Regions from separate parts of the Homo sapiens genome. Here all the other regions are linked to region 2. The links are chromatin contacts, found by POLR2A ChIA-PET in ENCODE. All regions are on one chromosome and are shown on one strand. The core of a region is the stretch at or near the end of the contact, and the rest is flanking DNA. Distances in the headings are between cores, read along the strand shown. Region 1 holds the start of KDM4C (lysine demethylase 4C). Region 2 holds the start of PSIP1 (PC4 and SRSF1 interacting protein 1). Region 3 overlaps KDM4C (lysine demethylase 4C).

Region 1 (2,712 bases), core at 26-2,525, 8.8 Mb before region 2:
CACAGCAAGACTCCGTCTCAAAAAAGAGTGTGTCTGTGTGTGTAGCGGAACTTTGTTTTTAACAACTAAAGAAATATGGTGACCCAATAATCCCGTTAGCCTTAGCTCAATTAATCACATTCCATCTGTCCTCACAATGTTCACCCCAGTGAGAAACGAGTTCAAGCGCGTGGTAAGCGGTGTCGATATATTTTTAAAATTCTGTTATCAGTATAATGTAACAGAAAATTCAGCATATTAGCCCAACTTTGCTCACTGGTGTGAAGATATGCCCAATCTTTCTTAGCTAAGACGTTAGAGAAAACGCCACAAGGGACCCAGCTGGGAGCTCTGTAGGAAGTTTAAAAAAAAAATCATTCAGCTTTGCAAAACATCTGATGCTCAACCATCTGTCTTTGGCAGTACAGGGGCTTAAGGTCTGGTTGGTTCCTTCTGACACCTCGGAAGGCGGAGTTACAGAGGAAAAGCAACAAGTTGTAGGAAGTTAACTTATCTAGTCTCAGACGCTGGAGGCACCTGCATTTCTAGTCACTTCAGTTCTGGCCAAACTGTTATCAACTCTAGTTTCTGAGGGACCGCCAGCCCAGGATTCCTATTGGGGTCACCTTTGTGCCTCCCTATCTTAAGAGCACACTTGGGCGGGTCGGGGCGGGACGTGCTGGGTGTAGGTGACTCAACACCGGACAGTTTTGCTTCCAGAGGCTGACACGCTCCTGCGCGGTAGTTGTTAAAGGGTTGGGACACGAAGATACTCTTCGCCTATTCGGGATCTCCCATTGTGGGAAGGAGGCTCAGTGGTCCCGGCCACCGGGTGAAGGGAGAACGGGAACACAGCGCTGTCATCGCCGGAGAGCTGCGAGCCCCGACTTTCTCGCCAGGCTCTCCAGTACATTCCGAGGCTCCACCCCGGTAACGCCACGCTGACGTCCGCGCGTCGGAGGCCGCCATAGGTGCGCGTCGGCGCCCAGGAGGACGTGTGGCGCGTGGACTACATCAGGTCCAGCCCTGCGGGACCCCAGCCAGCGCTTCCGGGCAAGGTTCTGTGCACCTGTTTTCTCCTTCTACGCGAGTATCTTTCCCCTCCGGAAAGAATGGGATATGCCTGTGTCCAAAGGACAAGAAGATGCGCGCCAGCAAGCCTAAGTTAACCACAGCGCGGAAGTTGAGCCCAAAGCAAGAGCGTGCCGGGCACCTTTAAGCTGTTTGTAAGCCCACGTGACTCACCAAGTGCGGGCCCCAGCGGTCACGTGACGGCGCGCGCGCCCTCGCGCAGGGAGAGCCGGCGGTGCGCGCGCCTTCGCCGCTGCCTCCCACCCACCCCCTCGACGGGAGGGTGAGGCGCGGCGCAGTGATCGGGCGGCCGGGGTCCTGTGCGCGTGCGCAGCGAACAGCTGTCACCTAGTGCGGAACAAGTCTCCCAAATTTCCCAAATCTCCCTGGGCCGGAGGCCACTGTCTTCTCTTCCTCCTCCACCGAGTCGTGCTCTCGCCCCAACCCGCGCGCCAGGTAACCGCTTTTCCGGAGTCTGGGGGCCAGGGCGGGGGGAGGGTCCGGAGAGGTCTTCCCGGCACTGCCCCCCTCCGCGTGGGGCACGGGGGTGCGGGCGTCCGGGCGAGCGGCGACGCTGGGGCAGAGACGCTCCGTCCGTGACTGCAGCGACTGTCAAGCTGGGGAGGGAGCGGCCGGCCGCGGCCGCAGGGGAGGGATGCGGGGGCCGGTGACAGCCCGCTCCGGCCCTTACCGAGGTTCGGTACCCGCGCTCGCCGTTTTCCCGGGATCCGGAGTCGGGGTCGCCTCCTTGGGGCAGAGGAGCGCTCGGGCGGTCCTGGGATGCGGACCTCTTAACGCCGCCAGTCGGCTGTGGCGGACTCCAGGAAGGCCGGGCCTGGTGCACCCCTCGGGGCCCTCCCTTCCCTGGGAGTGTCACGACCCGCGGGGTGAGGGTGGGAGCTCCTCTCCTGACCACCCGTTGCAGGCAGTCATCCCGTCATTCGGGGTCGTCTTCAGCCCTCGCGGCTGTCCTTTTGGTGTTTCTTTCCCCCGGCATGGGGCCATTTCTTCCTGCAGTGCCTGGAGGAACCATGATGCGGTGTAGACGGCGGGTGCTTAAATAAATGCGAGTTGGATTAGGGCGCGTGGACTGCCAGGCACAGAACGTGGCGTGGAGTGGGGACGTGGAGGAGGGAGCCAGACAGGCCGGGGCTGTAGGCAGGAGCTTGGGGTTTTCCTCTGTGCTCCGCCAGTAAAGCCAGCAGCCGGGATTCAGATGCTTTCCGCGTGGACTTGATGCTGGGCTCCCCCTTTGCTGCGCGGTGCAAGCCTGCGCTGGCTGGCTCTGATTGTGGGCAATACTACCGGGAGGGGTTTTGTCAGGTTCCTTCTTCCGGAAGAGACAAGGTAAACTTTTTTTTGCGCTTGATAAACTAACCCCGAGAGGTGATTTATAAAGCACTGTTCGGAAATGTAGGTTAGAAAAGCAGAGTCACTTTTATCCTGGTGAAAGTTACTAGTAGGTTCCGGCCACTTAGGTTCACACTAAACTCTGCCCTATTTTCACCCATTTCAGTTTGCGGTATTTAAAAAAATGTCTAAATTCCGGGCAGCTTGGCTTTACTGTTTCTATGGCAACGGTGACTAATATTCTCATTTCGAAGTGTTGTGGTTGAAAACTAGTGGTTTTAATTTTTAAAGGTCCATTTTTTATTAGGAAGC
Region 2 (2,700 bases), core at 105-2,604:
ATTAAACAAGCAAATCCAGAAGGCCTCATCAAGTACAAGGTATTTTTTTTAAAACCCTGTAAATCCAATTTAATCACATACGCACTTCTCTGACATCCAAGTGTTTGTGTGTAATCTGCACAAATTCCATTGATATTTTGTACTTGATCCAAAACTATGGAAATGTCAATGTTTCACTAATTTTTAAACAAAAATTCACTCTTCATTATTTCACCTACAATGGAATATTAACTAGCAACGCATTTAAATATTTCCTAGGAAGAAAATCTGTCCAAGTCTGCCAATAAACCATAGGGAAATACACAGGTATGTAGAAACGTCTGGATTTTCATAATTACACGGGAGATTATTGGGCAAAAAACTAAAATGAAAGGTCAGGTTACAAATGAGACTAAAGCGAGGGAGAGAAAGGACAGAAGAAAAAATAAAGAGACACGGTGGGCAGCAGGCCTCTGGAGAGGAGGGTAGCACTGCTAAGCGCGAGGGCTACAAATCACTTACTCGAGCTGGCCAATGGGGATAACCTTTCATCTTGGCGAAGATGAGGTCTCCAGGTTTGAAATCGCGAGTCATGTTTCGGGGGCGAGACCGGGGGTCCGAAGCCCGGGAGGCGGCGAGGAGATGCGGCGGCGCGGGGATGCGGGCGGCGGACGCGGGCCCAGCTACCGGGCCCGCGGGCGGGGGAGGATGCCTCGGGGCGTCCCGACGCGCCTGCTAGGGAGAGCACCGAGGGCGGTTAAAGCGAAGAACCCCGAAGGGAGGGGCCGCAAGGGGAGGGGGAGGGGAACCGGCGGGTGGGGGTGGGAGAGCGAGGGGACGGCCGCCTCCCGCTCCTCCCCCGCCAGTGCGCTGCCTCCGCGCTGGAGCAGGTCCTCCACCCCGCCACCGAAGAGACGCCACCACCTGAAGCAGGGATGCTGCCCGGCCAGAAATCGCCCGTCTGCCCGCCCCATCTTTCTCCGGGCTTTTTCCACCGAGCTTAAGCCCCAAAAGGGAGGGGGTGCATGGGAGAGAAAAAGGCAGGGATTCCGAGAAGCGAGCGGCCCCCTTCCGCCCACGCAAGGCCTCCCCCGCAACCTGCTGCCCAGCGGCTGCAGCCTCGGCCCCCTCGGCTCCCGGGCGGGCCGCGTCCACTTCCCCGCTACAGCCAGGAGCGACGCCACCGAGGGGGGGGCGGGGCGAGTCCCCGTCGCCCGCTCACCTGCCGGGGCCGCGGGCGCCGACGCTGCGGTTGCTGGCCGGTCGCCTCTACCCGCGTCCACGCAAGCCACCTGCGCCACCAGCTGCCGCAGAGGCGTCTCAACGGCTCGGAATCGCAACCGCGCCGCCGCTGCCGCCGCCGTAGCTGCGCTGCTCCCGCGCGGCTCCCGCTCGGCGCCCGCTAGCACTGGGGCGCGACCAACTGTTTACCGAGAGAGGGGGGATGTTGCAGCACCCGGCGAAGCTGTGTGGCTCCGAAGCGGATTTTCTGGAAACCCTACGTCCCCAAGTTCGCTTTCATGTAACAGGTGCATGCAGATGGAGAGGAAGACGCAAGCGAAGAAGAAAGGACTGGGCGAAAATAGCTCGGCCTGCCGCAAGTTCCCCCTGCGGTTTGCGGAGTGGTCGGGCCCGGCCCGCCCCTGCTGGCTTCTCTGCGTGTGTGTATTTGTATGTGTACTGTATGTAAAAGGCGGGGAGGGAGGAAATGATTGTTGTGGACGCGGTTTTGGGGGCGGGTATCCGGGCCTCTCTCCCTTGGCTGCGTGTTAGGGAGAAAGTGGCAGTAAAGATTCATGTTCTTGTATCGTTTCCAGGGTGGGGAGGTTTGAATGCTGCTTTTGCGCGGTTTGCATCATCCAAAAAAGAGGAGCTGTACGAAAACCCTAAGATGAAATTGGAGCATGCGGCGGTTGCAGGGTGTGCTGCATCTAGGCCTCTTGCACCTCGCTGAATGGGCCTCGTAGTCTCCTTTTCCTTGAAATTGTAGTATGAGAGAGCCCTATTTCATTTCTTTTGCATTTGCATCACCAAGAACTATTAAGAAAAATGCAACCCTACTGAATGCAAAATGCGAAGGGTAGAAAACAATGACAGGAAAACAGAAACCTTTTAGATAGGATGTGAGTTTGGGCCCTAACTAAATTTTAGCTGCATCTAAATTTTATTTCCCTAGTAGAATAGGAGCTGGTAGGTGGTACAATGTGTAAGTGTTACTAAACCTCAAATATTTTCTCTCTTAAAATGCTCTTCAAGGGATTTTAAAGGTTAATTTTTTGATCCTTTAGAGAGGCTGAAAATATTTTTAAAAAGAATGTTAAGACATATAAAAATAAGAATAATAAGACATATATTAGCACCTAGATAATACTGTTTTAAATACGGGACTCAACTGGAAATGAATTAGGAAATTTTTTTTGAATTGGTAAAAATTGAGAATTTTTTGAAAGCGATACAGCATGTCTTTAAAAAGGAATGAAAGAAGACAGTCCCAAAGTAAAATGTCCTGTAAGGAGTTTCGAGAAACTAAGTATACCTGGGCAATATGCAGAGAGTTCCAAGTGGAGCAAAAAGAGAAATTGGCAGAGGAGAAGGAAGGGTTGGTGAAATGTCTTGAAGCTTCTCATTCTGAATATGAATTTAATGTGTGTAGTAGGAAGCTACTATAGGTTGCTCAGCAAGAAGGGGGTAAAAATGATTATTTAACCAGTTCTTGATGTT
Region 3 (2,760 bases), core at 188-2,687, 8.7 Mb before region 2:
CAGGGAATCGTCCTGCCTCAGCCTCCTGAGTGGCTGGGACTACAGGCATGCCACCATGCTTGCCTAATTTTTTCTTTTTTTTTTTTTTTGAGACAGAGTCTTGCTCTGTCACCAAGGCTGGAGTGCAGTGGCATGATCTCGTCTTACTGCAACCTCTGCCTCCTGGGTTCAAGCAATTCTCCTGCCTCAACCTTCTGAGTAGCTAGGATTACAGGCACCTGCCACCACCCCTGGCTAATTTTTGTATTTTTAGTAGAGACAGGGTTTCACCATGTTGGCCAGGCTGGTCTTGAACTCCTGACCTTAGGTGATCCTCCCGCTTGGGCCTCCCAAAGTCCTGGGATTATGGGCATGAGCCACCCCACCATTCCTGGGTTTCAGGCCTTTGTAGCTAAATAACTTATTCACTCAAGTGACAGCTCTCTGCTTCCACAGCTAAATACAAAAGTTTATCAGATTTTTCCAAGGCCCGGTGCGGTAGCTCACGCCTGTAATCCCAGCACTTTGGGAGGCTAAGCTGGGAGGATCACCTAAGGTCAGGAGTTTGAGACCAGCCTGACCAACATGGTGAAACCCCGCCTCTACTAAAAATACAAAAATTAGCGGGGCGTGGTGGCACATGCCTGTAATCCCAGCTACTTGGGAGGCTGAGGCAGGAGAATCTCTTGAACCCAGGAAGCGGAGGTTGCAGTGAGCTGGGATCATGCCACTACACTCCAGCCTGGGTAACAGAGCAAGACTCTGTGTCACAGTGTTACATTTGTGAGATTCGTCTATCTAGGTGGAGATTTGGTGCCTTTTTTTTTTTTTTTTAATTATGAGAAGGAGTCTCATGTTCGCCCAGACTGGAGTGCAAGTGGCCTGGCTAATTTTTTGTATTTTTAGTAGAGACAGGATTTCACCATGTTGGCCAAGCTGGTCTTTAACTCCTGACCTCAGGTGATCCACCCACCTTGACCTTCCAAAGTGCTGGGATTACAGGCCTGAGCTACCTCACCAGGCCTGATTAAAGTCTTTTTTTTTTTTTTGAGATGGAGTCTCGCTCTGTCGCCCAGGCTGGAGTGCAGTGGCGTGATCTTGGCTCACTGCAAGCTCCACCTTCCGGGTTCAAGCCATTCTCCTGCCTCAGCCTCCCGAGTAGCTGGGACTACAGGTGCCCGCCACCATGCCTGGCAAATTCTTTGTATTTTTAGTAGAGATGGGGTTTCACCGTGGTCTCGATCTCTTGACCTCGTGATCTGCCCACCTCGGCCTCCCAGAGTGCTGGGATTACAGGCGTGAGCCACCGTGCCTGGCTGATTAAAGTCTTTTAATATGAAAAGACTTAGATTCAGAACTGAGCAGGGTAAGGAGAGAGTGGAAACCTGTAAGGCATTCTTGCTGGAGTAGATCTAGCAGAAGTAGCTTGGGTCTGAAGAAATAGTTCTGGCACGATTCCTGACCCCTAGATCATAACTAATTTGGTGTGTTCGTGAAACAAACAGGTTCCACAGCAACTTCCTGCTCCCCAGATCTCAGTCAAGGTGCTATGAACTTGGACCCTGATCTTCTGTTTGTAGTAGCAGTGGCAGTTCCCTTGACAGCTCCTGCTGCAGCAGTGTTCTGGGAGACATCCCTGGGGATTGAGCTGAGAGTCTGCTCTTGCAACCTTCAACAGTGCTCTAACACCAGTCAATATCAAATCCCTTTCTGCTTAAGTTAACCAGAGCAGTGTCTATGGGTAATTGAATCATGACTGATGCTATTATCAAATATAAACTGATGACAATGGCAAGTGGGAAACCTGCTGTTTTACAAATACCAGATGTGCATCACATGGAGGTTTATTCACTCCTATTTGCGTTTTGATAATAATCCTTTCTAATAATTGGTTCATTGGTGTAATCTTTATGAAATTAACCTGAGTGGCTCAAAATTCATTTTGTAGCACTGAATGCAATTACTAATTGAGCTATTTAAGCAAACTAGCCAGCCACCTACAGCTACTTAATCTTACTGGCCTACTATAGTAGCTCTGACTCACCCTTATCTTAACCAGATAAGGGATACCATACATTCTCTCTAAAGAACACCACTGACCTCACACACAGGGCTAAGTAGGCTATGCCTATTGTTAATATATCCAAATACCAGTTGAATACTCAGCAGGTCAACAGTATTTCCCATCCAGTTTATGCCAGCTGTGTAAGTATGAGATATAATTAAAAATTATGTAAATAGATTAGCTGTGAATACAGCGGTGTTATTGTTTCTACCAAATTTAAGTTGAATCCTTTGGAAAGCACCATTAAAGATGAGGTAATTTATTTTTAATCTCAAACGAGGTGTGGGAATTATAACAGTAAAAAGTTAAGAGATCGGGAATTTGTAAACATCTGCAAGGATTCTGGCTCATATTGCTTCTCAAGTATCCTAATTCTCATACTGTTATTAAAAACAAACCCACAAAAAAACGAAAGAGAAATTGGCCAGGTGCTGTGGCTCACACCTGTAATCCCAGCACTTTGGGAAGCCAAGGCAGGCAGATCTCTTCGAGCTCAAGAGTCCAGGACCAGCCTGGAAACATGGCAAAACCTTGTCTCTACAAAAAATACGAAAATTAGCCGGGTGTGATACTGTCCACCTGTAATCCCAGCTACTTGGGAAGGCCGAGGCAGGAGAATTGCTTGAACCAGGGAGGTAGAGGTTGCAGTGAGCCGAGATTCCGCCATTGTACTCCAGCCTGGGCAACAAGAGTGAAACTCCCTCTCAAAAAAAAAA

The links. ChIA-PET counts read pairs that join two places held with the same protein, here RNA polymerase II (POLR2A).
Region 1: POLR2A ChIA-PET joins it to region 2 with 6 read pairs in CD4-positive, alpha-beta T cell. The contact joins the promoter of KDM4C here to the promoter of PSIP1 in region 2. POLR2A ChIA-PET finds 5 or more read pairs at or near these places in 3 of 52 experiments (CD4-positive, alpha-beta T cell, activated T-cell and naive thymus-derived CD8-positive, alpha-beta T cell).
Region 3: POLR2A ChIA-PET joins it to region 2 with 12 read pairs in T-cell. The contact joins the enhancer-like site here to the promoter of PSIP1 in region 2. POLR2A ChIA-PET finds 5 or more read pairs at or near these places in 2 of 52 experiments (T-cell and naive thymus-derived CD8-positive, alpha-beta T cell).

Annotation. Positions count from the first base shown.
Region 1 is chr9:6,756,698-6,759,409 of GRCh38, forward strand. KDM4C (lysine demethylase 4C) reads left to right here and starts at 1,276. Exons shown (of 22, transcript NM_015061.6): 1 at 1,276-1,506. RefSeq lists enhancers at 1-78, 810-1,169, 2,370-2,589 and silencers at 1,210-1,449, 1,540-1,709.
Region 2 is chr9:15,509,616-15,512,315 of GRCh38, forward strand. PSIP1 (PC4 and SRSF1 interacting protein 1) reads right to left here and starts at 1,355. Exons shown (of 16, transcript NM_033222.5): 1 at 1,202-1,355; 2 at 502-714. The coding sequence starts at 573. RefSeq lists enhancers at 468-1,421, 1,422-2,374 and silencers at 481-680, 781-830, 961-1,020, 1,031-1,240, 1,261-1,340.
Region 3 is chr9:6,778,019-6,780,778 of GRCh38, forward strand. The region is part of intron 1 of KDM4C (lysine demethylase 4C); the gene reads left to right. Among named protein-coding and RNA genes, the nearest start is that of KDM4C, 21 kb to the left of the region's middle. Within about 2 kb of position 1,438, at least 2 of the 41 ENCODE cell types and tissues checked have a DNase peak (open chromatin) inside an H3K27ac peak, as active enhancers do.